2 separate regions of the Homo sapiens genome follow, and region 2 is linked to region 1. A link is an interaction called in ENCODE POLR2A ChIA-PET data of the cell type or tissue named here. Cell type or tissue: Caco-2. All regions are shown on one strand. Each heading gives the region's core, and the rest is flanking DNA. Links, peaks and the distances in the headings are about the cores only. Region 1 overlaps BICRA (BRD4 interacting chromatin remodeling complex associated protein). Region 2 holds the start of SULT2B1 (sulfotransferase family 2B member 1).

Region 1 (15,624 bases), core at 3,354-11,353:
GGTCTCAAACGCCTGACCTCAGGTGAACCACCTGCCTCGGCCTCCCAAATTGCTGGGATTTACAGGCGCCCGCCACCATGCCTGGCTAATTTCTATATTTTTAGTAGAGAGATGGGGTTTCGCCATGTTGGCCAGGCTGGTCTCAAACTCCTGACCTCAGGTGATCCACCCACCTCAGCCTCCCAGAGTGCTGGGATGACAGGTGTGAGACACCGCGCCCGGCCTAGCACTCTCTCATTTAAACCTCACCACCTCCACCAGGTAGGTGGTAGCATCTCATTTTGCAGGTGAGGAAACAGAGGCACAGGGAGAATAATTAGCTTGCCCAAGGTTGCACAGCTGGCAAATGGTAGGGCCTGGATTAAAAACCCTGGGGGCTTATTGCTGGAAACACCTGAAGTCTTGAGAAAGCCAGACCTGGGTGTGAATCCAGCTCTGCTTAGTGGAGCTCTCTGAGGCATGGATTTTGCATCTAAAATGGGAATAAGCCCAGTGACCTGACATGATGGCACTGCACAGAGCCAGCGCTCAGTGAACAGACACTTACTGTTAGCAGTTGCAGTAATGATGCTGTAGCTGAACTTATTTTTTTGGAAACAGGGTCTGGTTCTGTCACCCAGGCTGGAGTACACTGGTGCAATATTGACTCCTACAACCTCCGCCTCCCATGCTTAAGTGATCCTCCCACCTCAGCCTCCGAAGTAGCTGGGACTACAGGCATGTGCCACCACGCACAGCTAATTTTTTTTTTTTTTGTATTTTGTTTTGTGGGGGAGATATGGGGTCTCACTATGCAGCCCAGGCTGGTCTCGAACTCCTAGGCTTAGTAATCCTCCCACCTTGGCTTCTCACAGGGCTGGGATTATGGACGTGAGCCACTGTGCCTGGCCACGCGGATGACCTTTGAGAAGGAAGCTTAGTGCGCACAGGCAGGTGTGCACACGAGCTGATTCTTAGTCACACACAGAGGCTCGGAGGCACAAGGTAGGGCCCTCCGCAGTAGCTGTATCTGCAGCAGTGGGGACCCAGCATGACAGAAGGTGGTCAGTGAATGTTTGTTGGGTGAGCAAATGGATGGACAGATGGATGGCTGAATAGACGGACGGATGGATGGCATGGGTGGGTGTGTGACTGGGTGATTGGCCAAGTGTCCCCTGGTGGGGACAGAATCATCCAGACTGGGAACCGCTATCCTGTGGATATGCAGGAATGCACGGAATAGCAGTTCCCAATCTGGGTGATTCTTACTGTTTGTAAGAATAGTGGTTCCCTTACTGTCCGAACTCCAACCCCTGCACTCGGAAGGAACTCTGTGCTCTCTGTACCCAGATGGATTTGGCAGCCTCTGTGTGTGTGTGTGTGTGTGTGTGTGTGTGTGTGTGTGTGTGTGTGCGCGCGCGCGCGCATGCGTACATTTTCCCTTTGTGTTAACACAAACAGAAATGCAAAGACTGTGTTCTGCATCTGGCTTTGCTTATTTAGCAACGCATCTTGGAGCACTGGCTTTCAGACCTTTTTTTTTCCTTGACCCACCACCCGGGATAAGAATTTGTTTTTTTTTTTTTTTCTCTGTCACCCAGGCTGGAGTGCAGTGGCACGATCTTGGCTAACTGCAACCTTCACCTCCCAGGTTCAAGCGATTCTCCTGCCTCAGCCTCCCGAGTAGCTGGGACTACAGGCGCACGCCACCGCATCCAGCTAATATTTGTATTTTTAGTAGAGACAGGTTTTCTCCATGTTGGCCAGGCTGGTCTTGAACTCCTTACCTCAGGTGATCTGTCTGCCTTGGCCTCCCAAAGTCCTGGGATTACAGGCATGAGCCACCATGCCCGGCACAAGAATTTCATTTTATGTCACCACCCAGGACATGCATACATATATGTATTTGTATATATACACATATCACTGAAACAAAAGTTTCATGAAATATTACCTATATTACAATGTGTGATACACATCAATATTTTCTATTTTGTTTCCATTGTTTTTTCTGGGGTTAGCGGGGAGGCATGGAGTCTCCCTCTGCTGCCCAGGCTGGAGTGTAGTGGCACTATCTCGGCTCACTGCAACCTCCACCTCCCAGGTTCAAGCGATTCTCCTGCCTCAGCTTCCCAAGTAGCTGGGATTACAGGAGTGCCCCACCATGCCAAGCTGATTTTTGTATTTTTAGTTGAGACAAGGTTTCACCATGTTGCCGAGGGTGGTCTCAAACTCCTGACCTCAGGTGATCTGCCCACCTTGGCCTCCCAAAGTGCTGAGATTACAGGCGTGAGCCACTGCGCCCAGCCTCTACTGTTCTTTTTAAGTGCTGGTTCCAACTCCCTAAGATGACTTGAGCCATTACCAATGGTTACTATGTGTAGGGGTGTGTTTTTATTTTTGGGGGTTTTTTTGCAAGCTACCATCTGGGAAGATTGCTGTGATGTGGGAGTTAGGAAATAGGACTTGGCCACTTACAGGCCCTGTGACCTTCAGCAGGCTGCTTGCCTCTCTGTTGTACCACGGTGTCCTTGCGTGCAGAATCAGAATGATAGGAACAGCGGCTACTTTGTAGAGCTGTGAGGGTTAAATAAACTAATATCTGTAAATTAATAGATGTATATTAACATTAAAATGTTTTAGAACAGAGTTGGGCATGTTGAAAGAGCTATGAAGGGAAAGAAGCCAGGCAAACTTTCTTTTTGCTTATTTGATTTTTATTCATTTATTTGTTTATTTTTCTGGGCAACTTTCTATAAAGAGGCAATAGTAAACGTTTCAGGCTTTTGCGGGCCATATGGTCTCTGTTATTATAGCACAAAAGCAGCCACAGACCATATGTAAATGAATGAACACGGGAGTGTTCCAATAAAACTTTATTTAAGGACACTGAAATTGGAATTTCATGTAATTTTTGCAAGTCACGAAATAGTATTCTTATGATTTTTTTTCTTCAACTGTTTAAAAATGTAAAAATTATTCTTGGCTTGTGGGCTATAGTTTGCCTCTTTCTTTTGATGTCTTTATTGTGTTTTGTGATATGGACATACCATTATTTCTTTATTCAGTCCCCTCTTGAGGAATACTTCAGGTGGTTTATTTGTCATTGTTAACAAACAAAACTCCTATAAGATATTCTTGACTGAGCGTGTTGGCTCACACCTGTAGTCTCAGCACTTTGGGAGGCCGAGGCGGGCAATCACCTGAGGTCAGGAGTGTGAGACCAGCCTGGCCAACATGGGGAAACCCCATCTCTACTAAAAATACAAAAATGAGCCAGGCGTGATGGTGGGCACCTGTAATCCCAGCTATGCTACTTGGGAGGCTGAGGCAGGGGAATCCCTTGAACCTGGGAGGCGGAGATTGTAGTGAGCCTAGAGAGGGTTGCAGTGAGCTGAGATCGTGCCACTACACTCTAGCCTAGGCAGCAGAGTGAGACTCTGCCTCAAAAAAAAAAAAAAAAACTTGCACCCATGCTTTGCACACAGGTATGAAAGTACTTGTAGGGTAAATTTCTAGAAATAGAATTGCCAGACGTAGATGATAAGCTTTCCAGCCATTTTGTGGAAAGTGCTAAACCTTTTTGAAAAGGTTCATGCCAGTGATGGCTTCACTTGGTCCTGCAGCTTTACTGACACACGAGATTAGCAGCTGGCCTGTTCTTTGCCAGGCTGGAAAGTGACACACCCCCTGTGCTTTTCTCTAATTGTGTGTGAAGTTGAGCATCTTGCCGCCTCCACGTGGGGCTCTCGAAATCTCTTGGAAGCTGGGCGTGGTGGCTCATGCCTGTAGTCCCAGCTACTCAGGAGGGAGGCTGAGGCAGGAGGATCACCTGAGCCCAGGAGTTTGAGGTCAGCCTGAACAACATAGCGAGATCTCATTTCTGAAGAAAGAAAGAAATGGAAGGAAGAGAAGGAGGGAATCTCTTGGTGAACAATCCACTCATATGTTAGTTTTTTTGCTTTGGGAAGCTAAGATGGGGGATCACTTGAGGCTAGCAGTTGAAGACCAAATAATAATAATAATTTTGTGCTCATTTAGAGAATGTAGAAAATACAGAAAAGAACAAAGAAGAAAAATAAGTCACATGTAATACCACTGTGTGCAAGCAGTTGGTAAAAAAAAATTTTTTCTGGCCAGGCACAGTGGCTCATGCCTGTAATCCCAACATTTTGGGAAGCCGAGTTGGGTGGATCACGAGGTCAAGATATCGAGACCATCCTGGCCAACATGGTGAAACCCCGTCTCTACTAAAAATACAAAAATTAGCTGGGCATGGTGGTGTGTGCCTGTAATCCCAGCTACTCAGGAGGCTGAGGCAGGAGAATTGCTTGAACCCGGGAGGCGGAGGTTGCAGCAAGCGAGCTGAGATTGAGCCACTGCATTCCAGCCTGGGTGACAGAGCGAGACTCCGTCTCAAAAAAAAAAAATTTTTTTTTCTTTGTTTTGTTTTATTTTTTGTTTTTGAGACAGAGTCTCTCTCTCTCTCTCGCCCGGGCTGGAGTGCAGTGGCGCGATCTCGGCTCACGGCAACCTCTGTCTCTGGGATTGGAGCAATTCTTCTGCCTCAGCCTCCCAAGTAACTTGGATTTACAGGCACATGCCAGCAAGCCCGGCTAATTTTTGTATTTTTAGAGAGACGAGGTTTCACCATGTTGGCCAGGCTGGTCTTGGACTCCTGACCTCAAGTGATCCACCCGCCTTGGCATCCCAAAGTGCTGGGATTACAGGTGTGAGCCACTATGCCAGGCCTAGCTTTGTTTTTTCTAAGACAAATATTGTAGAAGAAGTAATATTTTGGTATGAAGTTTCTGTTTAACCCCCCGACCCCAATTTTATTTAAAACATTTTTTAAATAAGTCATTTTATTCACATAGTATGATCATCAGAAAGTTTTTTTTTCTTTTTTTCCAGAGACAGGGTCTTGCTCTGTTGCCCAGGCTGGTCTTGAACTCCTGGGCTCAAGCAGTCCTCCTGCCTTGGCCTCCGAGAGTGCTGGGATTACAGGCATGAGCCACTGAGCCTGGCCTAATTTATTTTTATTTATTTTTTCTGAGACTGAGTCTCTCTCTGTCGCCCAGGCTGGAGTGCAGTGGCAAGATCTTGGCTCACTGCAAGCTACGCCTGCTGGGTTCAAGCAGTTCTCCCTGCCTCAGCCTCCGGAGTAGCTGGGATTACAGGTGCACACCATCCCGCCCTGCTAATTTCTGTATTTTTAGTAGAGACAGGGTTTCGCCATGTTGGCCAGGCTGGTCTTGAACTCCTGACCTCAGGTGATCCGCCTGCCTGGCCTCCCAAAGTACTGGGATTATTATAGGCGTGAGCCACCACGCCTGGCCACCTGGCCTAATTTTTGTATCCCTTTCCAGTTCTTCGTGTATATACAACCTAGTGCAAATATGGTTTACGTTTCTCTCCCATTTGTACCCAAAGGGGAGCTCATTATGTACTTACTGTGGCAGCAACAGTGAGTTTGCTTGTTTTCTGTTAGAGTCTTGAAGTATTCCTTTGTACAGAAGAGCCACAGTTCATTTCCCCAGGAAATGCCATATTGATGCACTTTAGACCATATCCAGATTTTGGCGTTCTACACGAAGCTGCAGGAAACAACTTGTTCACCTGTTTTGTTTTTGTTTTTGTTTTTGAGACAGAGTTTCGCTCTTTTTGCCCAGGCTGGAGTGCAATGGCGTGATACTGGCTCACTGCAACCTCCGCCTCCCAGGTTCAAGCAATTCTCCTGACTCAGCCTCCCTAGTAGCTGGGATTACAGGTGCACGCCACCATGCCCAGCTAATTTTTGTATTTTTAATAGAGACGGGGTTTCACCATGTTGGCCAGGCTGGTCTCAAACTCCTGACCTCAGGTGATCCACCCGCCTCAGCCTCCCAAAGTGCTGGGATTACAGGTGTGAGCCACCGCGCCCGGCCTACTTGTTCACCTGTTATTTCCCACATATGCAGGTCTGTTTACTTCCTGGAAGCCTGTTTGCTGGACTAAAGCAAATGTGCATTTATAACTTGGATAGCTACTGCTGAATTGCGTTCCTCTTGAGTTGTAGCAAATTGTGCCAGTTGAGACCCCTAAGGGCAGTATATACAAGCATCTTTACTAGACATAGGCTTTATTCCTAATGCGACGGGTGGTAAATGGTACCCTAGGGTGAAAAATAGTGCCCTGGGGTGCGTTTTGCTGTGCATTTCTCTTATTACAAGTGAGGTTGAGTAGCTCTGAAAATACTTAAGCCTTTTGTCTTTCCTTTTCTGTGCACTGTCTGATCATATCCTTTGCCCCTTTTTCACCAGTTGTAATTCTTAGTGATTTCTAGAGTCTCTCTATATATGAGAGAGATGAACTTTGTATTTGGAGTTGCAACTGTTTTCCCCAGTAAGTCATTTGGCATGTGACTTAATTTGTGGATTGTGTGTGTGTGTGTGTGTGTGCGCACTTTTGATGAGAATGAAATTAAATTTTTTTAATTTTTTGGTATCTTTAAGCTTTTTATGTTTAAATGACTTCAAACACATAAAAAGTTTCAGAATTAGTACAGAGAGCTCATAGGAGTTCTTTACTCCTCAACTAGATGTATTAGTTATCTATTGCTATGCAGGAAATTACCCTCAAAACTTAGCAGCTTCAAACAGCAAGTATTCACGTGTCTCACACTGTTTCTAAACATTAGGAATCTGAAAGCAGCTTAGCTAGGAGGTTCTAGCTCTGGATCTCCCATGAAGTTGTGGTCATCTGAAGGTCCCACTGATCTGGAGAACCTGCTCCCACGCTCACTTGTGTGGCTATTAGCAGGAGGCCTCAATTGCTTCCTCAGTGGGCCTCTCCAAAGGGCAGCACATGACACACAGCGGTTGGCTTCCCGCAAAGTGAGTGACCCAATAGAAACAGACAGAATGCTCAGGATGGGAGCCGCAGGCTTTTTATAACTAATCTTGGAAGTGTCATATAATCACTTCTGCCAAATTCTATTGGCCACAAAGACCAGCATATGGGAGGGGACTGAACACAAGGAGGTGAGGATTGTTGGTGGCTGCCTCCCACGTCTACCCATTGTCAGCCTTTTGCTACATCTGCCTTGACCTTAGCATTCTCATTCTGTGTACACTTTTTTCTGAATCAGTTGAGAGTAAGTTGCAACCATTATACCCGTTTGCCCCTTAATATTTTATTTTATTTATTTATGTATTTATTTATTTTTGAGTCTGAGTCTCACTCTGTCGCCTAGTCTGGAGTGCAGTGGTACAATCTTGGCTCACTGTAGCCTCTGCCTCCCAGGTTCAAGCAATTCTCTTGCCTCAGCCTCCTGAGTGGCCGGGATTACAGGCACACATCGCACCCTGCTAATTTTTGTGTTTTTAGTACAGATGGGGTTTCACCATGTTGACTAGGCTGGTCTCAAACTCCTGGGCTCAAGTGATCCACCTGCCTTGGCCTCCCAAAGTGCTGGGATTGCAAGCGTGAGCCACCGCGGCCAGCCTACCCCTTAATATTTTAGTATAATATTTCAGCCTTGGAGAACAAGGACATTCTCTTACTTAACCATCATACTGCAAAGAAATAAAGCAGACAGCATTGACATGATACTGTTGTCATATCCTCTGTCCATAATCCAACTTTACCAGGTGCCCAGGGATCCTGTAATGTTGTATTATTCTCCTATTTCATGTAGCATTGGAGTGCCGCTGCATGTGGGCCACCTCCCTGAGCCCTTGGAACCTACTGAGTGGGCCAGTTCTCTTTTCTCCGACTCAGCGACGCACCTGCCATTGGCCATTTGAGTCATTTCTCCTTTTCCTCTATTGTAAATGCTCCCAAAGTGGGCAACCCCATAGCAAGTACTTGAATATTCTTTTTTTTTTTTGAGACGGAGTTTCACTCTTGTGCCCAGGCTGGAGTGCAGTGGCGCGATCTCATTTCACTACAACCTCCGCCTCCTGGGTTCAAGCAATTCTCCAGCCTCAGTCTCCTGAGTAACTGGGATTACAGGTGCATGCCACCATGCCCGGCTAATTATTTTTGTATTTTTAGTAGAGACAGGGTTTCATCATATTGATCAGGCTGGTCTCGAACTCCTGACCTCTGGTTATCTGCCCGCCTCAGCCTCCCAAAGTGCTGGGATTACAGGCGTGAGCCACCGTGCCCGGCCGAATATTCTTCATCACAGATTCCTGGAGGGGAATTTCCAGGTCAAAGTTGTGACCCTTTCAAAGTCCCCAGACCAAGCTGCCTTCCAGGAGGCAGTCCCACCAGCCGTACACAGCGCCAAGGACTGCGCCTCTCATCTCTTCTTAGAGGTGGCAAACCTTTTGAAGACTGATTGATTGATTGGTTTGGTTTGGTTCTTTAACTGTCAGAAGTTACTCAGGGCCCAGCTTGGAAGGGATGCTGGAAGGGCCCTGGGACTTAGAGGCCAAAGCTGGTGGTGAATCTGATGTCATGCCGAGATGCCCGGTTCTGGAGTGTGGTGGTGCTGGCTGTCCTCGGGCAGATATCCTGAGCCCTCTGAGCCTGAACTCAGTCAGCTTTGAGAAATGGCTCAGAAGTCACTGAGCAGTGTAAAGGCCTCAGTTCCGCCTTCACCAGCCTGGAGAGTCTGGACCAGTTTTGGAGCCTTGGCCTCAGTTTCTTATCTGTGAAATGGGTCCAGTGTTACCACTGCCCTCAGGGCTAGGGAGAGATCACACAAATGGATGCGGGAGGCCGGCCATTCGTGTTAGATCAGCATGAGCTGTTACTAGGATGCAGATTCTGTGACAGCAAGTATCACGGTGCCAGCCCAGTGTTGGGTGCACAGCTGGTGCCCACTGGTTACACAGTGGCTGCTCTGGTTATGATTCTTTGGGAGGAGGGTCCAGAACGGCAAGGTGCTCCGTCTGAGACATGCTTTAGGCGAGGTGGCTGTGTGCGTGTGACAGAACTAGCACCAGATCGCGTGTGCTTGCAGACACAGGCTTCATCAGAGTCTGGTACGTCGTGCACACGCATGCACGCTTGTACCTGCAAGCTCACGTGGCGCCCAGGTAGGCCTGCAGCCATGGACACACAGGCACACAGAGGCAGGTGCCCAGGACACTTAGAAGGGGGTCCAGGCCTTCCCATGCCCGCATCCAGAGGTCCACACGTGGCTGTGAACCCAGGCCTGTCCCTGTGTGGCCATCCGTATTCTCGGCAGCCCCCGTGCCGTGGCCATCAACCCCGAGCCATGGTACACAGCATCATGCTGGTGTCTCTTTGCCTTGACTTGGCTGGATGGGCTGGTGGGGGCTGGCGGCTGGGACGCTGCCCTGCCTGCCCTCCTTCCCCGCTGCTGTGCTCGCCGCCCGGCCCTCCTGCCTCCTGCTGGGCAGCGGGTGTGGTGCCCCTGCTGCCACCGCCACCACTGCCTCTGCTTCCTCTGCTGCTGCCACCCCAACCCTGCAGGGCTCGCCTTTGTCTGGGGAACTGCGAGGGGTGGGGGGAATGGGGCAGAAGTGGGGTTGAGATCGGAGGCCAGAGAAATGTGGAGGAGCTGCGGTGGGGGACAGAGGTCGAGGGCAGGTGGAGGGGGTGCTGTGGGGAATGAGAGGCGAGGGAGGGAAGGGCAGCCGTGGTGGGCTCCTCTCTCAGGATGGGTGTGGGCTAGGAAGGGGGCTTCTGGCGGGGATGGCTGGGGACCCCAGTGTCTTGGGGCAACAGGAGCTATGGTTGGTTCTGACCCCCGCCCCTCCCCTCTCCCTCCCTCCCCTGCCCAGATCCCGGCAGCGGCTCCGCTGAAGGGCCCAGGCCCCTCTTCGTCCCCGTCACTACCTCACCAGGCCCCTCTGGGGGACAGCCCCCACCTGCCCTCCCCACACCCCACCCGGCCCCCTTCCCGCCCACCCTCCCGGCCACAGAGTGTGTCCCGCCCTCCCTCAGAGCCACCCTTGCACCCTTGCCCCCCACCCCAGGCCCCCCCAACTCTGCCTGGCATCTTTGTCATCCAAAACCAGCTAGGCGTTCCCCCGCCTGCCAGCAACCCGGCCCCTACTGCCCCAGGCCCGCCGCAGCCGCCTCTCCGCCCCCAGTCCCAGCCGCCTGAGGGACCGCTGCCCCCAGCCCCCCACCTCCCTCCATCCTCCACCTCCTCTGCTGTGGCCTCCTCCTCTGAGACGTCCTCCAGGTTGCCAGCCCCTACGCCATCCGACTTCCAGCTCCAGTTCCCACCCAGCCAGGGGCCCCACAAGTCCCCCACTCCCCCTCCAACCCTCCACCTGGTCCCTGAGCCGGCAGCACCCCCCCCACCGCCTCCTCGGACCTTCCAGATGGTGACCACCCCCTTCCCAGCGCTGCCCCAGCCGAAGGCTCTTCTCGAGAGATTTCACCAGGTAACGGGAGGCAGGGACTGCCCGCCCCATCAGCCCCATCCCATCCCACCCTCTCAGTCTGATGGGAGCCCCTCCGCCTTACGGCTCTGTGATCCTCCCCAGCCCTGCTGCGTCTGGACACCCCTACACCTAGCCTATGTTCCCCACCCCTCATCCACCTGTCCCCTCCTCAGGTGCCGTCCGGAATCATCCTCCAGAACAAGGCTGGGGGGGCCCCTGCCGCCCCGCAGACCTCCACCAGCCTGGGGCCCCTCACCAGCCCCGCTGCGTCTGTGCTGGTCAGTGGGCAGGCCCCATCTGGGACCCCCACTGCCCCCAGCCACGCCCCCGCCCCGGCACCCATGGCCGCCACAGGTAGGAGAGAGGTCGCCTATGTGCCCAGGGAGACGGGGCCTGAAGATGGGTGGGCGGGGCTGAGCAGGGAGAATGGGCTGGGGCAGGGCTGTGGGACTCAGCACAGGGCATCAGCCAGAACTCAAGGGACACAGGAAGGCCAGAGGTGGCAGGGCTGGCCCCAGATTTGAAGGGCCGGAGGGCCAGGAGGAGAGCGGTGGGGTACAGGATGGGGCTCCCGTTTGAGGAGGGGGCCTTCATGCAGTGACCGCAGGCCCTGTCTCCCCCACCCCACCCACCCCCAGGCCTCCCTCCTCTGCTTCCAGCCGAGAACAAGGCTTTTGCCAGCAACCTCCCGACCCTGAATGTGGCCAAGGCCGCTTCCTCCGGGCCAGGGAAGCCCTCCGGGCTGCAGGTAAGGGGCCCTTAGAGCAGGGGTCAGGACAGGACCAGGAGTCTTCGGGAACTGGGAACTGGGGCTGGCAGGGGCAGGGAGACACTGGAAGACGCGGACAGGATGAAGCTGGGACCATCAGGCAGCTGAGACACCACGAACAGCCGTGCAGGGACAGGAAGGGCAGAATGACACCCAGACAGGCAGCCAGAGATGAGGGAGAAACACGGAGACGGTGGGACGGAGACGGCACCAAGACTACTGGCAACAGTGTAAGGGACTATGACTGGGGAAAGAGCAGGTGATATGGACACAGGACGGGAAGGACAGGGCTGAGATGACAAGATGTGAGCTCAGGACAGGAAAGGCGGGTTTAGATGAGACAGACCGGAGACGGAGCAGATCAGGGACCGAGAATGAAAGGGTGAGAGGGTGGGGACAGCTGAGGCCGAGGCCACTTGTAGATGTAAGACGTGGGGGAGACAGAAGACAAGGAGAGGAGCAGGTGGGAGGACCAGGACCCAAGAGGCCGGGAGAAGCTCAGAGATGGAGATGCCAGAATGAAGGCCAGACGCTGAGGACAAGAGGGGAAGCCAGGAAGGGAGGCGGGGGGGCGAAACGACAGGAGCCACACTGGGAGAGAGACTGTGCGAGGCAGGGGCACTGGGTGCTGGGCGGTGATGTGGGAAGCAGGCATCCGGCAGAGGAGGGAGGTCACACAGAGGCAGCCCTGGGCGAGGGGACGGAGGGAACCCAGGCAGAGGACACCCAGGGCTCCAGCCTGCCTGTCACCCTCTCCGTCCACTCCCCAGCCCAGCCCAGGTCTTCCCCTGGGGTTCATTGTGATGGGCAGGGGATCCTGTAGCTGGGGCCAGGCCCCCACCTGGGTGAGACACTGGTCCCCTGTCCCGTCTTTATCCTAGGCTAGAGGGGAAGCTGGTCGGGGGAGGGAAGGCTTCTGGAGGCAAAGGCCTCTCACTCGCCTTTCTTCTCCCAGTATGAGAGCAAACTGAGTGGCCTGAAGAAGCCCCCCACGCTTCAGCCCAGCAAGGAAGCCTGGTGAGTCCACACCCCATCCTTGCATGCCTGCCCTGTACCTTCCAGAGACCTGGGGGAGCATGGGGCCACCCTCCAGAAGCAGAGTTGGGCAGGCCCAAGTGCCAAGCCCAGCTCCACCTCTTGGTAGCGATGTAGTTCCCTCATAGACCCTCAGTTTCCCCCTCTGGAAAATGGGGTGACCAGAGAGTGGTGGAGGGAGGGTGGGCTGTGGCTCCGCCAGGCTGGGGCTCAGGAGGGCGGCAGTTTGGTCCATCCTGGTTGTTGCTGTGCCCTCCATGTCTCCCACACGGCTGGGCCGCGTCGGTGCTGAGCCCCACTGGGTGGGTGAAGTGATGGGTGGGGGAAGTGAGTGGGTGGACATGGCTGTTGGGAGGATGATGGGGGGGGTGTTTGGGGATGGATGGATGGGAGTCTGGGCGGATGGATGGGTAAATGCTGGATGCCTGCCTGCCCTCTCTCCTGCCCTCCTTCCACCACCAGGGTTTTTTGTTTTGTTTTAGGGGGGGTTCTTTGAGCCAGAATCTTACTCTGTCACCTAGGCTAGAGTGCAATGGCACAATATTGGCTCACTGCAACCTCCGCCTCCCCCGTTCATGTGATTCTCCTGCCCCAGCCTCCCAAGTAGCTGTGACCACAGGCGTCTGCCACCATGCTCGGCTAATTTTTGTATTTTTAGTAGAGATGGAGTTTCACCATGTTGGCCTCAAGTGATCCACCTGCCTCGGCCTCCCAAGGTGCTGGGATTACAGGTGTGAGCCACCACGCCCAGCCCACCATGAGTGTTTTTTTAAAAACATATAAGTCCGGGGGGCAGAGGTTGCAGTGAGCCGAGATCATGCCATTGCACTTCAGCCCAGGCGACAGAGCAAGACTGCATGCCCTCACCCAAAAAAAAAAAATTTTTTTTTATATATATTGTGGAGACAAGGTCTTACTATGTTGCCCAGGCTGGTTGGTTTTGTTTTTGTTTTGTTTTGTTTTTGGAGACGAAGTCTCATTCTGTCACCCAGGCTGGAGTGCAGTGGTACAATCTCGGCTCACTGCAACCTCTGCCTCCTGGGTTCAAGTGATTCTCCTACCTCAGTCTCCCGAGTAGCTGAGATTACAGGTGCATGCCACCACACCTGCCTAATTTTTGTATTTTTAGTAGAGACGGGGTTTCATTATGTTGGCCAGTCTGGTCTTGAACTTCTGGCCTCAGGTGACCCACCCATCTCAGCCTCCCAAAGTGCTGGGAGTACAAGTGTGAGCCACCATGCCCGGCCTAGGTTGGTCTGAAACTCCTAGTCTCAAGTGATCCTCCCACCTCAGTCTCCTGAGTAGCTGGGACTACAGGCACGTGCCACCACACTCGGCTAATTTTTAAATAATTTTTGTAGAGACAGGGTCTTGCTGTGTTGCCCAGGCTGGCCTTGAACTCCTGGGCTCAGACAATCCTTCTGCCTCGGCCCCGCAAAGCGCTGGGATTGCAGGCGTGAGCCTCTGCTTGGCCTAGGAGTGTGAATTAAGTCCCCACTCAGTGCCCAGGCCTGAGCCCCATGTTGGGAACACAGGAGTAAGTGACACAAAGTCCCTGCCCCCACAGTGCAGAGAGGCTGCTGGTTTTTAGCCGAGGGTGGAGTTGGGCCTGCCTGGTGGGGGAGACAGTCACACTGCCAACAGACAAAACCCATTGTAACATGGGCTACAAAAGCGGCCCGTGAGAAGACAGGATCCAGCCTCCCTCCCTTCTTCCCGAAGGCTGCACTTTGGAGGAGGCACGGTGGAGCCACACTGGCCCCAGGTGGCAGGAGGCAGAATAGCAGCTTCCAGGCTCTGGCCTCACTTCCCGCTCTGCTCTTCCTCCCTTACGTGCTTTGGAGAGGAGTGACTTCACTTCCTCGACCTCACCTTCCCTTTCTGTAAAATGGGGATAGCGATAGCACTGCTTTGGTCGGCCCCAGGGACTCAGTGAGATGGAACAAGCACGTTCAGTACATGGGAACACCACTGCCCAAGTATTCCCCTTCCCGCTGTTGTGTTCAGTTGCGGCCTGGGGCTGAGGGTTCAGGGACTTCCCCTGGCCCTCACCCGTCCCCCCCACCCTCCGCCGTGTGTGGTCTCTCCCCTTTCCACCCGCAGTTTCCTGGAGCATTTGCACAAACACCAGGGCTCCGTCCTGCACCCCGACTACAAGACGGCCTTCCCCTCCTTTGAGGACGCCCTGCATCGCCTCCTGCCCTACCATGTCTACCAGGGCGCCCTCCCCTCCCCCAGTGACTACCACAAAGGTGAGGCCTCCCCAGGACACGGCCCTATATGTCCCAGGGGACCCCAGCCCGTGGGGCGGGGCGTCGCCAGTGTGGAGCCGCAGGTCCACGGTGCGCTATGCTGACCCTGCCCCGCCCTCCTTCCTGCGCATCCGCGGCCGCCCCCAACATCTCCGCCCTTGCCTCTCTTCCCTTCCTCGCAGTGGACGAGGAGTTTGAGACGGTCTCCACGCAGCTGCTGAAACGCACCCAGGCCATGCTCAATAAATATCGGCTCCTGCTCCTGGAGGAGTCCCGGGTAGGGTCAGAGTCGCCTTCCTCGCCTCTGGGCTCCTCCTCGCTGGGACACTGCCCCTTTCCCTCACCCGCTCTGGGCAAGGTGGAGCCTCCCGCCCCTCCTAGCCCCGGGAGGGAGGTTGGGAGGGAGGCGGGAGCTCCCATCACAAGGACAGTTTGGACCTTGCACGCATCGTCCCCGTCGCTCGCGCCCCTTCCCCCTTCTTGCTGGTTCACTCGCACGTCGTCTTTTCCCCCACCCCAGAGGGTGAGCCCCTCAGCGGAGATGGTAATGATCGACCGAATGTTCATTCAGGAGGAGAAGACCACCCTTGCCTTGGATAAACAGCTGGCCAAGGAGAAGCCGGGTGAGAGGGGGGAGTGAGAGGGGAGGGGAGGGAGAGGTGCCCCCACCCCACCTGGGCAGAAGAGTTAGATTCAGGGCGGGGAGTGGGTGTGTGGCCCTACCTCACTCCACCACTAGGCGGTGCCCCAGCTCCACCTTCCTGCTGGCAGCTGTGCCTCCCCTGACCTCCCGCCTCTCAGACCAGATAGCCCACATCCATCTTCCTCCATCCCTGTGTGGCCCTTCCACCCCCACCACTCTGGGATGGGGGGAATATTTCTGCCACCCCCGTGGGACACAAAACAGGAGAGCAGGCGCCTAGGTTGCAAAATATATAAGGTAACGCCCACTCTTGGGTGCCAGTCCTTTGCTTGGGGACCCTGAGAGTGAGCACCTCCTTAAGTGTTGCACCTTAGGTGGCTCGCTGGCCTCACTCTAGTCTCCTGTCTGCAGGAAACGGTACAGGCAGATCCCAGCTGCCAGAGTTTCCAGAATATTCCCTTAGCCTTTGCCCACATTCCAACTCCAGGGCTTCCCTGGATAAAAGCATGGTCCCTGCTTTGTGCTGCCAGGCGCAGGCTTTTTACGTCGAGCTCTGGACCTTAATTTTGAAAAAGTAGTCATTGGTACTTAAAT
Region 2 (15,624 bases), core at 2,529-10,528, 860 kb after region 1:
AAAAAAAAAAGACTAGAAGGAAAAAAGAAAAGAAAATAATTAATTGTAGGAATAGATTTTATTCAATTTGATGTATCTAAAATATCACCACTTCAGCATGTAATCAATATAGAAATTACCCATGAGATGTTTTATATGCTTTGTATCTCAATTTTGATGCTCAATTTCGAAAAGGTACATTAAAATGGAATTAATTAAATGAAAATTTAATTTCATTTAAATTAATTAAAATGAAATAATTTTTTATTTTTTAAAAATTTTTAAAATGAAATAAAATTAATTCATTTTAATTAATTTAAATTAATTTTAATTTTTTTAAATTAAATTTATTTAAATTAATTAAAATGAAATAAAATGGAAAATTTTCACTTTCTCAGTCACATTGCACATAGGTGCTAAATAGCCACCTATGGCCAGTGGCTTCTGGGATGGACAGCACAGATGTAAGCCATTTACTTACATGTCTTGTTTGTGGACACAATATCAGAGACTGACCCAGAGGAGGTCTCTACAGATATTAGTTGGAAAAATAGACTATTGGATGCCTGGATGAATGGATGAGTGGATGCATGGATGGATGGATGGATGGATGGATGGATGGACGGATGGTCGAATGGATGGGTAGATGGTTGGATGGATGGATGAATGGATGGAGGATGCATAGAAAGATGGATGCATAGATGGCTGGTTGAATGGATACCTGGCTGAGTGGATGAATAGAGGATGGATGGATGGATAGAAGGATGGTTGAGTAGATGCTTGGATGGATGAATGGATAGACAGTGATGAATGGATGGCAGGATGGATGGATGAATGGATAGATGAAGGAATGGTTGGGTGATGGATGAATAAATGGCTGAATGAATGCAGGATGGATGGATAGATGGATGGTTGGATGGTTGGGTGGCTAGATGAATGGATGGAAAATGGATGGATGGGTGATGGATGGCTGGATAGATGGATGGTTGAGTAGATGGTTGGATGGATGAATGGATGGATAGATGATGAATGGATGAAGAGGTGGATGGTTTGATGGCTGATGAATGGATGGAGGGATGGATGGTTGGATGGGTAGATAGATGGATGTTGAATGGATGATTGGATAAGTGGTTGGGTGGCTGAATGAATGGTTGGGTGGATGGTCGGGTGGATGGATGATGGATGAATAGAGGGACAGGTGGATGCATAGATAGAGGGATGAACAGCTGGAGGGATGAATGGATGTATAATCCTTGCTCCTCTCACTACCCATGACCAAGTGGCTCTGGGTTTTCCACTTGCATTTTCCCACACTCTTCATCTTTTTTTTTTTTTTTTTTTAATTGAGACCGAGTCTTGCTCTGTTGCCCAGGCTGGAGCACAGTGGCACAATCTCGGCTCACTGCAATCTCCACCTCCTGGGTTCAAGCAATTCTCTGCCTCAGCCTCCTGAGGAGCTGGGATTATAGGCACCCACCACCACTCCCGGCTAATTTTTGTATTTTTAGTAGAGACGGGGTTTTACTATGTTGGCCAGGCTGGTCTTGAACTCCCGACCTCGTGATCCACCCGCCTGGGCCTCCCAAAGTGCTGGGATTACAGGCATGAGCCACCAAGCCCAGCCCACTCCTTCATCCTTCTGGTCTCGTCCTTGTCTCCCAGATGTCCAAGACCCTCAGATTCATTTCTGGGGGTTGATGGTCTCCACTAGTATCTCTGCACTCTCACAATTGGCTAAAATGTCACTCTGGTGTCTTCTGGTTCCTCCTTGCCACCTCTGTAGGAGTCTGGACCCCTCGCCTTCCAGAATCAGGCTTTTGCATCTCCTCAGCTCCCTCCTCATTCTCCACAGAGATTCAGTGGACTTCTCCTGGCACCACCATGACCTTCACTCATTCCATCACGTCTTCCTGTGACAATTCATTCATTCCATCAACAGGCACTTATTGAGCATTTACTATATTCCAGGCTCTTCCCTTGGGAAATAACCGCAGATTTGACATAGAACAAGCCCTTCTTTCATGGGGTTGACAGTCTAGTGGGGAGATAGATGGTAAACAAGACAAAGAAGCAAAACATTTAGGAGGTCAGATGGTGACGAGTGCTATGGGAAAAAGTAAAACAGGAAAGAGGAATGGAGAAGTTGGTGGACGAGCCTGGGGGAGGTGACACTGGGCAGAGTCAGACGATAGGAGCCCACGAAGCTCCCAGGTATCAGGAACATGCGGGAATAGCAAGGGCAAAGGCCCTGCAGTAGGAGCCTCCCCTGGGTCTTAGGCCGCCTAGTTTGGCCAGTTTCTTTCCATTGCCCACTCAGGCACAACCTCAGGCCCTACTGCTCCCCAACCTTCCTGTGCCCCGGGGATGCCTCCGCACCTGCCTGCGAGTTTCCCTCTCAGGATCCCTAAGGACCTGGGCATTCCCTTCCCCAGACTCTCCCTAACCCCCCACCCCAGCAGCACACAGAGCCAGGGACAAAGGGTCATTGAATAGAAAACAAAGGTGAAGACAGCCCAGCCGGAGGCCTGGTGGGGTGTCATGGTTCAGTCCCCCACCTCCGACATCAGAGGGGTTCACTCAGCCTCAGAGGGGGATGCCTGGCCCTCTCACCCTTCCACCCACCCTGCAAGAGAGCCTTTTTATCAGCAGGAACATCAAGGCTTAACACTGAAAGTATCAAGGCAGAATGTTGAGGATGTGGACTCGGTAGTGGCTGGGGGCAGGGGCGGGTGCTCCCACAGCTCAGCCTCCTGGAGACGGGTCTTGGGGTGGTGAATTGAGAGATGGGATACCCCAGAACCCTCCTTTTCTGCTTACCATCAGAGTGAAGGCGGGCAGTGCTGTGTGCCCTGGGGGAAGCCACATTACCTCTCTGGGCCCCCTTCCTGCATCTGTTAGGTGAGTCTGACGTCTTCCATCCCCCTCACCTATGCAACAATAATTGGTCAGTATATACAATTTTATTTGTTTTGGCTTTTTTTTTTTTTCTTTTTGAGATGGAGTTTCACTCTTGTTGCCCAGGCTGGAGTGCAACAGTACAATCTTGGCTCGCTGCAACCTCTGCCTCCAGGGTTCAAGTGATTCTCCTGCCTCAGCCTCCCGAATAGCTGGGATTACAGGCACCTGCCACCATGCCCAGCTAATTTTTTGTATTTTTAGTAGAGATGGGGTTTCACTATGTTGGCCAGGCTGGTCTTGAACTCCTGACCTCAGGCGATTCACCCGCCTCGGCCTCCCAAAGTGCTGGAATTACAGGCGTGAGCCATTGCACAGGCTTTCTTTTGGCATTTTTTTTTTTTTTTTGAGATGGAGTCTCTCTCTGTCGCCCAGGCTGCAGTGCAGTGATGTGATCTCAGCTCACTCCAACCTCCACCTCCCAGGTTCAAGCGATTCTCGTGTCTCAGCCTCCCAAGTAGCTGGGATTACAGGCACCTGCCACCACTGGTGGGGAGACTGGCTTCATGACTCCAGGACTCTGAGGGGTCAGGGACCAACAGCTGGGGAGGGCCAGGGTTTGGGGTGGGGGCAGAAGAGAAGAGAACACCGTCTATGCTGAGCTCACTGTGTACCAGATCCTCCACCAGCAGCTGAGAGTGTCTCCCTCAGTCCTCACAACAGCCCGATGGGTGCCATTCACAGATGGGGAAACTAAGGCAAGATGAGCCTATGAGCAAGATGGTTCCCGGCCCCACAGCTGGGAGGCACTGGAGCTGGGATTTGAACCAGGGCTGTGACCTTCAGACTCTCACGCCCAACCATATCTGGCAGTTGTCTCTCATATCTGTGTCTCTCCCTGTCCCTGACCTTTCTATGTATCTCTGTCTCTGCCCTCTGTATATCGCTGCTGGGTCTCTCAGGGTCTCTGACCCCTGTGTGTCTCTGTCTCCTCTGGGTGTCCGTGTGTCTCTGTCTCCGCCCTCCGTGTATCTCTGTTGCGTCTCTCAAGGTCTCTGGCCCCTGTGCATCTCAGTCCCCTCCTGGTCTCTGTCTCCCATGCCCTCTGCCCTCTCCCTTTCTCCCTGGCTCCCGCCCTGTCTGTGCTGCCGTGGTCCTGGCTGTGCCTCTGTCCCTGTGTCTGTTTCCAGGGTGCCCCTTACGCGTCAGCCCGTGAGGGCAAGTTTCTGTCTGCCCCTTCCCCAGCGGTGGCCTAGTGCTTGGAACAGCGCCTGGCAGACAGGAGATGCTCAGTAAATATTTCTCAAATGAATAAAGGAATGAATGAGTGAATGAATGAATGAATGAATGAACTCGCTGAGATGGGCGAGATCAGCGCCATTTCCCAAATGAGCAACGTGGGCTCCAGGTGGGTGCCCACAGGCCCAGAACTGCCAGCCCGGAAGGTTCTGGCGTGGGCTTGGCACTGACCCCCTGGACTCTGCCCCCAGCTGAGCACCAGACGCCAGGACGTGCCCATCACTGCTCCTCCCCGCCCTCAGAGCAGGGTGGCTCCCTCTGGCCTCTCCCCGCTGTTGGAGGCGTGGGTAGCAGCTGGGAGAACCGGCTGGGTGCTGCCCCTCCCCTTGGGCCGGGCACGGAGTAGGCACCTGGCGGGCTCCCCAGGTGGCAGACGCTGTCGCTGCGCACACCTGGCCTCTGTGCCGCCTGCTCCCTGCTCGTCCTCCCCTCCCCACCCTCACCCACCTGCCATGGACGGGCCCGCCGAGCCCCAGATCCCGGGCTTGTGGGACACCTATGAAGATGACATCTCGGAAATCAGGTGAGGCCCAGACCTGGGCAGGAGCCAGGAGATCCCAGGGAGGAGGTGGCTGTTTGGGGGAGCCGGGGACTGTGGCAAGGGTGGCCTCCAGCCACCCGCAGCCGCAGGCCTGGCCCAGACTTAGCTGGAGGGGCTGGGCTGGGCTGGGGCATCCAGTGTGGTGTATAGGTCCCTCCTGAGAAGGGAGTGAGGACCCGACCGTGTTGAGTCACCAGTGGGGATGCCTGGGGTGTCCCTGTCGCTCTCCGGGCCTCAGTTTTTCTGTCTGTCAAAGGGGCCCACAAGCCCTGTGTCTCCCTGATAGAGCAGTGGAAGAGAGCAGGCAGCTTGGTGCATAGTAGTTGCTCAGGAAACACAACAGCCTGTAGTACCCAGGACACCCCATGCAAGCCCTGAAATAACGGGGGTGCTTGGGGGTGAAATGGGAGAGACTGGGATGCTGCTGAGACCCCCAGAGGGAGAAGCTGTGTTCTAGGGCACTTGGGGCGGAGAGGGCAGGCTCTGGACTCTTCAGGTCTCCTAACAGTGGTTAGGGCAGAGCACTGCCCACTTCCATGAGCTCAGCGTGACTCCCTCTTCCTGGGGATGAGTCAGACACTTTGACAGTACCTGCTTTCCAGATGGGGAAACTGAGGCTGGGAGGGAACGCGACATGACCGCAATTACGCAGCTAGAAGCAAATCTGAACCCGGTCTGTCTCACGCCAGAGCCTGTGGTTTCTCCTGCTCCTCACAGCCTTGGTGATGTCCCCTTTACACCCCTCCCCGTGGCTCCATCTTTTAGGGGAGCGCAGAGGCCCAGAGAGGGCAGGCAGCCTGCCCCAGATCACACAGCAAACTGCTGAGACAATCTCCAACCCCTCGTATCTTGCACTCTTGCCAAGTGAGACCTTCCTGGCAGCCTGGGCCCCTCCAGCCACCGTGGGCTGTGAGGAGGGAGACAACCAAGACCTGTTCTCAGCCCAGTTGCCTCATTCCTTTCTTATTTTATTTTATTTTTTTGAAATGGAGTTTCGCTCTTGTTGCCCAGGCTGGAGTGCAATGGCACGATATCAGCTCACTGCAGCCTCCGCGTCCTGGGTTCAAGTGATTCTCCAGCCTCAGCTTCCCAAGTAACTGGGATTACAGGAGCCCGCCACCATGCCCGGCTAATTTTATTTTTGTATTTTTAGTAGAGAAAGGGTTTCACCATGTCGGCCAGGCTGTTCTTGAACTCCTTGCCTCAGGTGATCCACCTGCCTCGGCCTCCCAAAGTGCTGGGATTACAGGCGTGGGCCACCACGCCTGGCCGCCTCATTTCATTCCACTGTTTCAGGCCCTCCCCTCCCCTCCCTCAGCCAGAAGCTGGGGCATGAAGAGGCCTTCCTGGGTGCCTGGGACTCCAGAGACAGGAGCAGTTCAATCCTGATTGCTGTGTGACCTAGACAAGCTTCCTGATGTCTCTGGGCCTCCTGGGCTGAGAGCTGTGACCAGGCTGGCCCAGTTCTGCGTGAGGGAGGCCCCAGCATTCTTTACTCAACATTGTCTAATCCAGGACTTCTGAGTTCTGCAATTCTTCTCTCCAGAGATAAACAGATAAGCCAGCTCGCCTCCAGGGTTCCCGCCTCTGGGAAGGCCTCACCCCCACCCCAGCCAGGCACCTGGGAGCCTTTTTTTTATCTCCGCGACGGCTCTGCCAGCTGGTCATAAAACGCCCTGAGTGACCTCGCTAAGTGGGTGACCTTGGTTTAGTCACTGACCCTCTGCGAAGCTCGGTTTCGTCATCGTGGGGGAGAATAGCCCTCCCCTGCAAGACTCCTCCAGCCCTGATGGCTGCAGAGCCCTGGGGGGGTGCCCTTAGGACCTCAAACTTCCAGGCACTTCTGGAATCCCCCAGGCCTGGAAGCGTGCCTCTCCCCAGCGAGCCTGCTGGAGCATCCCCCTGGGGCCCACTTCCTTCGGGATGTGCCCCTCCCAGACCCCCTCAGATACGCCACGTACCCCCCCAGATTCGCACCTCCTCCCAGGTTGCCCATCTCAGGGATGTCCCCTCCCCATCACTGGCTCAGATCCACAGGGCTTCTCCTGGCCCCGACTTCCCCCTCTGCTCGCCCCCAGCCTGTCAGTCCCCAACCCCCACCCCTGTCCCCTGACTCTCTGCCCTGGTTCTTCCTCTCGGTTGCCACAGCCCCAGCTCAGGCCTCCTCATCTCCCCCCAACCTCACCACTCCAGCCTTGGCTGTCCCAGGCTGCTCCTCCCCTCCTCCCAGCCATCCAGTGAATTCCTCAGCGCCCAGCCCTCACCCACCCCGCCCCCCCAGCCTCCTCACCTGCATTCCAGCTACTCTACTGCTTTTTTTTTTTTTTTTTTTTTTTTTTTGAGACTGAATCTGGCTCTGTCACCCAGGCTGGAGCACAGTGGAACGATCTCGGCTCACTGCAACCTCCGCCTCCCAGGTTCAGGTGTATTACCTCATCTAATCCTCACAGCCATCTGAGATGAACCCACTTTGACTGCTGTCATCCTGTGTCAGAGATGAGGCCCAGAGAGGTTGAGTAACTTGCCTAGGGTCACACAGCTGCCAAGCAGGGCACGGCCAGGATTTGAACCAGGGAAGCCTGACTGTTATCATGCCCTGGACAGGGAATTTAGGGATGATGAGCAAGACCAGGAAGGAGCGAGATCCAGGAGGTAGACTCAGCCCAGATGGGAGGTGAAGCGGGCGCTCTGAGGTTCTAGCCTCCGAGTAGCTGGGATGACAGGCGCGTGCCACTGCGCCCAGTTAATATTATTACTATTATTTTTTTGAGACGGAGTCTCACTCTGTCGCCCACGCTGGAGTGCAGTGGCACGATCTCGGCTCACTACAACCTCGGCCTCCCAGGTTCAAGCGATTCTCCTGCCTCAGCCTCCCAAGTAGCTGGGATTACAGGCACCCGCCACCATGCCTGGCTAATTTTTATATTTTTAGTTGAGACAGGATTTCACCATGTTGGCCAGGCTGTTCTCGAACTCCTGACCTCAGGTGATCCACCCGCCTTGGTCTCCCAAAGTGCAGGGCTTACAGGCGTGAGCCACCGTGCCCGGCCTATCTACTCTATTACTTTGAATTCCCTGGCCACGCTTGTTCCCTGCCACAGTGCCTTTGCTTATCTGGCTCCTTCCATAGGGATCCCAGAGACATCTTCTCTCTCTCTCTCTCTCTCTTTGCTTATCTGGCTCCTTGCATAGGGATCCCAGAGACATCCTCTCTCTCTCTCTCTCTCTCTCTCTCTCTCTCTCTCTCTTTTGAGACAGAGCCTTGCTCTGTGGCTCACACTGGAGTGCAGTGGCACAATCTCGGCTCACTGCAATCTCTGCCTTCTGGATTCAAGTGATTCTCTTGCCTCAGCCTCCAGAGTAGCTGGGATTACAGGCATGCGCCACCACACCCAGCTAATTTTTGTTTTTTTTTGGAGATGGAGTCTTGCTCTGTCACCCAGGCTGGAGTGCAGTGATGCGAACTTGGCTCATTGCAACCTCCGCCTCCCAGGTTCAAGCGATTCTTCTGCCTCAGCCTCCTGAGTAGCTGGGATTACAGGCACACTCTACCATGCCCGGCTAATTTTTTGTATTTTAGTAGAAACGGGGTTTCACCATGTTGGCCAGGCTGGTCTTGAACTCCTGACCTCAGGTGATGTGCCCACCTCGGCCTCCCAAAGTGCTGGGATTACAGGTGTGAGCCACCGCGCCCGGCCTAATTTTTGTATCTTTAGTAGAGAAAGGGTTTCGCCACTTTCGGGACTTTGCGTGCACCAGCGCAGTGTCCTTTGCCTGGGCTGACCTCTGCCCTCTCTCCTTCCTTTGCCAAACTTCTCAGGCGTTAAGATTCAACACGGGCAATTTAGGATTTTTGGCCAGGGGAATGAGAGAATGCAGGCAGACACCCACGCCAGGTCCCAGGTCCCTGATCACGCTGGTCTAGCTTCAAATCTGCCCCGTGGCACCAAAATATTGGCCTGTTCGTGGATAGGAAATGAATGTAGGAAATCTGTGAAAAGGACGTCAAGAATGAATGAATGAATGGAGGCTCCATTAAGCAACCTCTGAGCCGGAGCTTCCAGGATGAGTCAGGGTTAGCAGACGGGGAGGAGGGGCAGGGAGTGCTGGGAAAGGGAATGGTTGGGGCACAGGGACACAGGTGGCTTCAGGAGAGTAAGGGGCAGCTGGGTCAGGAGAGGGCCAGCTGCCGTGGAAACTCCCCGTGGTGGGCCATCCTGCAGCAGACCTGAGTGGCTCTCAAATGGTTCGTTTTTTAAGCACCTCCAGGGAGAGAAACTATTGTTTTCAGAATACACGCATATGTGATTTAAAAAAAAAAAAAAAGTTGCCAGCTCAGTGGCTCACACCTGTAATCCCAGCAGTTTGGGAGGCCGAGGCAGGTGGATCCCTTGAGGTCAGGAGTTCAAGACCAGCCTGGCCAACATGGTGACACCCCATCTGTACTAAAAATAAAAAAATTAGCCAGAGTTGTGCCACACACCTGTAATCTCAGCTACTCAGGAGGTTAAGGCAGGAGAATCGCTTGAACCCAGGAGGCGGAAGTTGCAGTGACCTGAGATCCTGCCACTGTACTCCAGCCTGGGCAACAGAACAAGACTCTGTCTCAAAAAAAAAAAAGTTGTCCTAGGCCAGGCATGGTGGCTCCTGTCCATTGCAGTACTTTGGGAGGCCAAGGCAGGAGTATCATTTGAGGCCAGGAGTTCAAGACCAGACTGGACAACACAGCAAGACCCCGTCTCTAAAAAAATAAAATAAAAACCAAACAAGGAATTGACCAGAATTTAATTCAGGATAGCAGCTCAAGGGACGGGTAGATGCCACAGGAAGGGGCCCAGAGATATCAGCAAGATGCATCGCTCAGAATGTTCTAGTTTATGGGGTTCATTATGAATTATGAGAAATTTAATATGTGAGATCGGGCTCTGTGGCTCATGCCTGTAATCCCAGCACTTTGGGAGGCTGAAGTGGGCGGATCACTTGAGGTCAGGAGTTCAAGACCAGCCTGGCCAACATGGTAAAACCCCGTCTCTACTAAAAACACAAAAATTTGCCAGGCGTGGTGGCACTTGCCTGTAGTCCCAGCTACTGGAGAGGCTGAGGCAGGAGAGTTGCTTGAACCCAGGAGGCGGAGGTTGCAGTGAGCTGAGATCGCATACTGCACACCAGCTTGGGTGACAAGATTGAAACTCCATCTCAAAAAAAGAAAAAAGAAATTTAATATGTGTTCCATGTGGTCTTGTATGTAAAAAGGACTTAAAAGGATAATAAGGGCTAAATTAAAATCGTAAGAGGCCGGGCACGGTGGCTCACGCCTGTAATCCCAGAACTTTGGGAGGCCGAGGTGGGCGGATCACCTGAGGTCGATAGTTGGAGACCAGGCTGACCAACATGGAGAAACCCCGTCTCTACTAAAAATAGAAAAAAGTCAGCCGGGCATGGTGGTGCATGCCTGTAATCCCAGCTACTCGGGAGGTTGAGGCAGGAGAATCGCTTGAACCCAGGAGGCGGAGGTTGCGGTGAGTCGAGATCGTGTCATTACACTCCAGCCTGGGCAACAAGAGTGAAACTCTGTCTCAAAAAATAATTAAAATTAAAAAAATTAAAAAAAATAAAATCGTAAGAGGAAAACATTTGGCACAGGCGGTAGGCAGGATGGGCTGCTGACCCAGTAGGCTGACAAGCCCAGGATGTTATAATCCCTGTAACATCCTTGCAGTTGTTCTCAACCTGTTGAGTGCTGTCTGTATTACCTCATCTAATCCTTACAGCCGTCGGAGATTAACCCATTTTAACTACTATCATCCCCTGTAAGAGGTGAGGCCCAGAGAGGTTGAGTGACTTGCCCAGGGTCACACAGCTGCCAAGCAGGGCGTAGCCAGGATTTGAACCAGGGAAGCCTGACTGTATCACGCCCTGGATGGGGAACTTGGGGATGAGCAAGACCCGGAAGGAGCGAGATCCGGGAGGGAGACTCAGCCCAGACAGGAGGCGTTAGCAGGCGCTCTGCGGTTCCAGGCGTTTCCTTGCATTCCCTGCGTGCTGGGCTACGGAGAGTGTCAAGGCCAGAGAAGCCACGCCGGCCTTTGGACCTGGGGCGCCTCGGGCAGCCAAGGAGAGCTGCGGTGGCCGCTCCTCCCCGCGCTCTGATCTCGGGAGTCCCTGGCGCCGGCACCTTCTGATCTCTGCCTCTTATTGACGGGGAGGGCGAGGAGGGGCCAGCTCTGGTTTTACAACCCCGGCCCCACCTTCCTTAGGGAGGGCTGAGCCACATGAATGATTTTATGGCCAAAGCCCTGCCAGTCATGAGGCTGCTTTTTCTTTTTTCTTTTCTTTTCTTTTTTTTTTTTTTTTTTTTTTGAGACAGAGTTTCACTCTGGTTGCCCAGGCTGGAGTGCAGTGGCACCATCTCGGCTGACTGCAACAGCCGCCTCCGGGGTTCAAGCGATTCTCCTGCCTCAGCCTCCTGAGTAGCTGGGACTACAGGCGTGCGCCACCACGCCTGGCTAAATTTTTGTATTTTTAGTTGAGACAGGGTTTCACCATATAGGTCAGGCTTGTCTCAAACTCCTGACCTCGGATGATCCACCCGCCTCGTCCTCCCAAAGTGCTGGGATTACAGGTGTGAGCCACCGCGACTGGCCTGAAGCTGCTTTTTCTGAGACGGGCTGATCAAGGGGTTTCAAACAATTAAGAAATAATAAGGCATTGCCTCCCCGCTGGGTGAGATTTGGGCAGGCAGACTAGGGAGAGGGGCTTCGGGGCCAGCACTAGCGGATGCGGGGACTTGGGGAGAAGTGGAAAAAGATGCTCACGGTTCCCTCCTTCTCCACCCAGCCCCTGACGAGGGACTCAGCCTTGAAGAGTGAGGGACAGGATGCGTTTTCCTTTCCACTCGCTCTTTGGGGTGGGGGGAGGCAGTTGTGCCTGGTGGGCCTGTGTACGGACTGGCAGAGGAAAGGTTGGAAGTGGTGATGTTCAGAGTTCAGGACCCATTTGGTTTTGTTTTTTGTTTTGTTTTGTTTTGTTTTGTTTTGTTTTGTTTTGGAGACAGAGTCTTGCTCTGTCGCCCAGGCTGGAGAGCAGTGGCGTGATTTTAGCTCACTGCAACCTCCGCCTCCTGGGTTCAAGCGATTCTCCTGCCTCAGCTTCCCAAGTAGCTGGGATTACAGGCATGTGCCACCATGCCTAGCTAATTTTTGTATTTTTGATAAAGACAGGGTTTCGCCATGCTGGCCAGCTGAGTTCAGGACCCATTTGGAAAGAACTAAGCAGCCCAGTTTGCCACCCAGAGGGTCTGGAGGAGGAACTGTGGGACCCAGTGGGTCACCCATGACATGGAATAAATGCCAGGCTGAGAAGGGAGACCCTCGCCTTGCCCGGAGGCCTGGAGTGGAGGCCCTAAGAGAGGTGTGGCCAGTTACTTACGTGGGGACCAGAGCCCCAAGGATCTGGGAAAGTGGGGACCGTGACACCGCAGGCAAGAAAGCCTGCAGGGGCCAGGTGCCACAGCTCACGCCTGTAATCCCAACACTTTGGGAGGGCAAGGCAGGAGGATTGCTTGAGGCCAGGAGTTCAAGACCAGCCTGGGCAACATAGCAAACCCTCATCTCTCTTTAAAAAAAAAAAAAAAAAATTAAAAAGAAAAGAAGAATGCCCACAGGAAGGCAGTCCTGGGTTCGAATGCCGCCCCTATGGCTCAGGAGCTGGGACCCTCCTGGTAGAAAGGACTGCCCTCAGGGTTGAGCGTCTGTGAAACGGGCAATGACCGGGGAAGGGCCTGACCTGGGCTCGCAGCTGACTCAGCATTTGTGCTGTTTCTCTCTTTCCTCCTTCCCCAGTTCTGAGACCGCTGCTGAGCCAGAAACTCGAATGCTAGCAAGGGAGGGGATGGGTGAGGAATGATAATAATGATGAGCTTCCTGAGCATCTGCCCTGAGCCAGGCCCTGTGCTGAAGGCTGTGTGGGGATGAGCTCACTGAGTCTTCACAACAGCCCTGTGTGGTCCCAGTGTTACAATGCCCATTTTACAGATGGGAAAACTGAGGCCCCACTCATAACCCTCATGCCAGAGAAAGGAATCCAACAGGGGCTTGGAACTGCAGTCAGAGGCTGCCCCTCAGTGGCCATTTCTTCTCGGGGGGACTTGTCACCCTTATGGTTTCCATGACCCTGGCCACCCTCCATAGATATATACCGTGAGCCCATAGGAAAACATTTTCTCGTAGCCACCTTTTTAAAAAAACAAAAGAAACAAGTGAAATTAATTTTAATCACATATCTAATCTATCTGAAATATCATTTCCACATATAGTCAATTTCAAAAACTGTCAATGAGGCTGGGCGTGGTGGCTCATGCCTATAATCCCAGCACTTTGGGAAGCCGAGACGTGTGGATCCCTTGAGGTCAGGAGTTCGAGACCAGCCTGGCCAACATGGTGAAACCCCATCTCTAGTAAATATACAGAAATTAGGACAGCCGTGGTGGCTCACATCTGTAATCCCAGCACTTTGGGAGGCCGAGGTGGGCCTATCATTTGAACCCGGGAGGCAGAGGCTGCAGTGAGCTAAGATCCTGCCATTGCACTCCAGCCTGGGCAACAAGAGCAAAACTCCGTCTCAAAAATAAAAAAAATAAAAATTAGCCAGGTGTGGTGGTGGGCGCCCGTAATCCCAGCTACTCGGGAGGCTGAGGCAGGAGGATTGTTTGAACCCAGGAGACGGAGGTTGCTGTGGGGCTGAGATCGCACCACTGCACTCCAGCCTGGGAGACAGAGCAAGATCTTGTCTCAAAAAAATAAATTCGGGCCCGGTGTGGTGGCTCATGCCTGTAATCCCAGCATTTTGGGAGGCCGAGACAGGCGGATCACCTGAGGTGGGGAGTTCCAGACCAGCCTGACCAACATGGAGAAACCCCGTCCTACTAAAAATAGAAGAGTAGCTGGTCGTGGTGGCACATGCCTGTAATCCCAGCTACTCTGCGAGGCTGAGGCAGGAGACTCGCTTGAACCCGGGAGGCAGAGGTTGCAGTGAGCCGAGATCGTGCCATTGCACTCCAGCCTGGGCAACAAGAGTGAAACACTGTCTCAAAATAAATAAATAAATAGATAGATAAAATAAATAAATTAATTAAGATAAAATAAATAAATAATAAAGGTATGCTGGAAGGGAGAGAGAGAGGAGGTGTTTGAGAGAAAGGAGGAGAGAAAAAAAGTGAAGAGCCCCAGGCGACAGGCGTCGTGCAGGGTGCGGTTCCACGGTGTAGTGGAGCATGCGACATTCAGGGAACAAGCCAAACTGGACAGTGAGAACGGAACACTGGCAGCCCAGCTACAGTGGGACTCGGATGGGCAGGGCCTGCGGTGAGACTGTCAGGCTTCAAGGGACAGAGCCAGGGACCTCGAACCTAACGTGTGTTCCCCATCAGGCAGATGTGGGTGAGATGCTCTACATCCCAGAGCCCCACTCCCCTCTTCTCCAAAATGGGCCTTGGCTGGGTGCAGTGGCTCATGCCTGTAATCACAGCACTTTGGGAGGCTGAGGCAGGTGGATCACCTGAGGTCGGGAGTTCAAGACCAGCCTGGTCAACATGGCAAAAACCCCATGTCTACTAAAAACACAATAATTAGCCGGGCTCATTGCTCACGCCTGCAATCCCAGAACTTTGGGAGGCCAAGGCAGGAGGATCACTTGAGATCAGGAGTTTTGAGATCAGCCTGACCAACATGGCGAAACCCTGTCTCTACTAAAAATACAAAAATTAGGTCAGGTGTGGTGGCTTATGCCTGTAATCCCAACACTTTGGGAGGCTGAGGCGGGCGGATCACCTGAGGTTAGGAGTTCAAGGCCAGCCTGGCTAACATGGTAAAACCCCGTTTCTACTAAAAATACAAAAAATTAGCCAGGCGTGGTGGCACATGCCTGTAATCCCAGCTACTCGGGTGGCTGAGGCAGAAGAATCACTTGAACCCTGGAGGTGGAGGTTGCAGTGAGCTGAGATGGCCATTGCACTCCAGCCTGGGCAACAAGAGCGAAACTCTGTCTCAAAAAAAAAAAAAAATTAGCAAAGCGTGGTGGTGTACACCTGTAATCCCAGCTACTGGGGAGGGTGAGGCAGGAGAATTGCTTGAACCCCGGGAGGTAGGGGTTGCAGTGAGCCGAGATCACACCATTGTACTGCAGCCTGGGTGAAGGAGTGAGACTATGTCTCAAAATAAATACATAAATAGAAATAAAAAATCATATGCATGTTTATATGGATTTTTATTATTATTATTTTATTTATAGATCATAGTTTTACTTGTTTTGAGGATATATGCAATATTTATATAGACTTTATTTATTTATTTATTTTTTGAGACAGAGTCTCACTTCCTCACCCAATCCAGAGTGCAGTGGCGCGATCTCAGCTCATTGCAACCACTGCCTCCCAGGTTCAGGCAATTCTCTTGCCTCAGCCTCCCAAGTAGCTGGGATTACAGGCATGTACCACCATACCCAGCTAATTTTTGTATTTTTAGTAGAGATGGGGTTTCACCATGTTGGTCAGGCTTGTCTTGAACTCCCAACCTTAAGTGATCCGCCTGCCTTGGCCTCCCAAAGTGCTGGGATTACAGGCGTGAGCCACCATGACCAGCTGATATTTATATAGACTTAAAGTGTGCAGGAATTGGCAAGAAAAAAAAAAGTTAAGCGGGAACTTTCCCTATCAGATCTTTTTTTAAAATATAAAATTTTATTAAAATAGATTTTTTGTGGAGACAGGGTCTTGCTATGTTGCCCAAGCTGATTTTGAACTCCCGGGCTCAAGCCATTCTCCCGCCTTGGCTTCCCAAAGTGGTAGGATTACAGGGGACTGAGCCACCGCACCCAGCCTCCTATCGGATCTTAAAACCTACTTTACAGCTACT

Evidence for each region. Peaks named below come from ENCODE experiments on the same cell type or tissue, not always from the same donor. Only the 100,000 strongest peaks of a DNase experiment are listed, where the experiment ranks them.
Region 2: POLR2A ChIA-PET joins it to region 1 with 13 read pairs; 2 of 35 experiments call an interaction of 5 or more read pairs at or near these places.

What each region holds. Positions count from the first base shown.
Region 1 is chr19:47,684,396-47,700,019 of GRCh38, forward strand. It overlaps BICRA (BRD4 interacting chromatin remodeling complex associated protein), which reads left to right. Exons shown (of 15, transcript NM_001394372.1): 8 at 9,720-10,331; 9 at 10,505-10,685; 10 at 10,970-11,079; 11 at 12,056-12,117; 12 at 14,239-14,387; 13 at 14,570-14,664; 14 at 14,908-15,010. Among named protein-coding and RNA genes, the nearest start is that of EHD2, 21 kb to the right of the region's middle. RefSeq lists enhancers at 8,673-9,232, 9,233-9,790, 14,160-14,702, 14,703-15,243, 14,977-15,271. In Caco-2, for the core only: no CTCF peak of the experiment used is centred there; no DNase peak of the experiment used is centred there.
Region 2 is chr19:48,547,628-48,563,251 of GRCh38, forward strand. SULT2B1 (sulfotransferase family 2B member 1) reads left to right here and starts at 4,545. Exons shown (of 7, transcript NM_177973.2): 1 at 4,545-4,696. The coding sequence starts at 4,626. RefSeq lists enhancers at 3,965-4,489, 6,278-7,216 and a silencer at 6,405-6,699. In Caco-2, for the core only: no CTCF peak of the experiment used is centred there; DNase peaks (open chromatin) are centred at 4,674, 6,394, 6,894 and 8,804; H3K4me3 peaks cover 313 bases.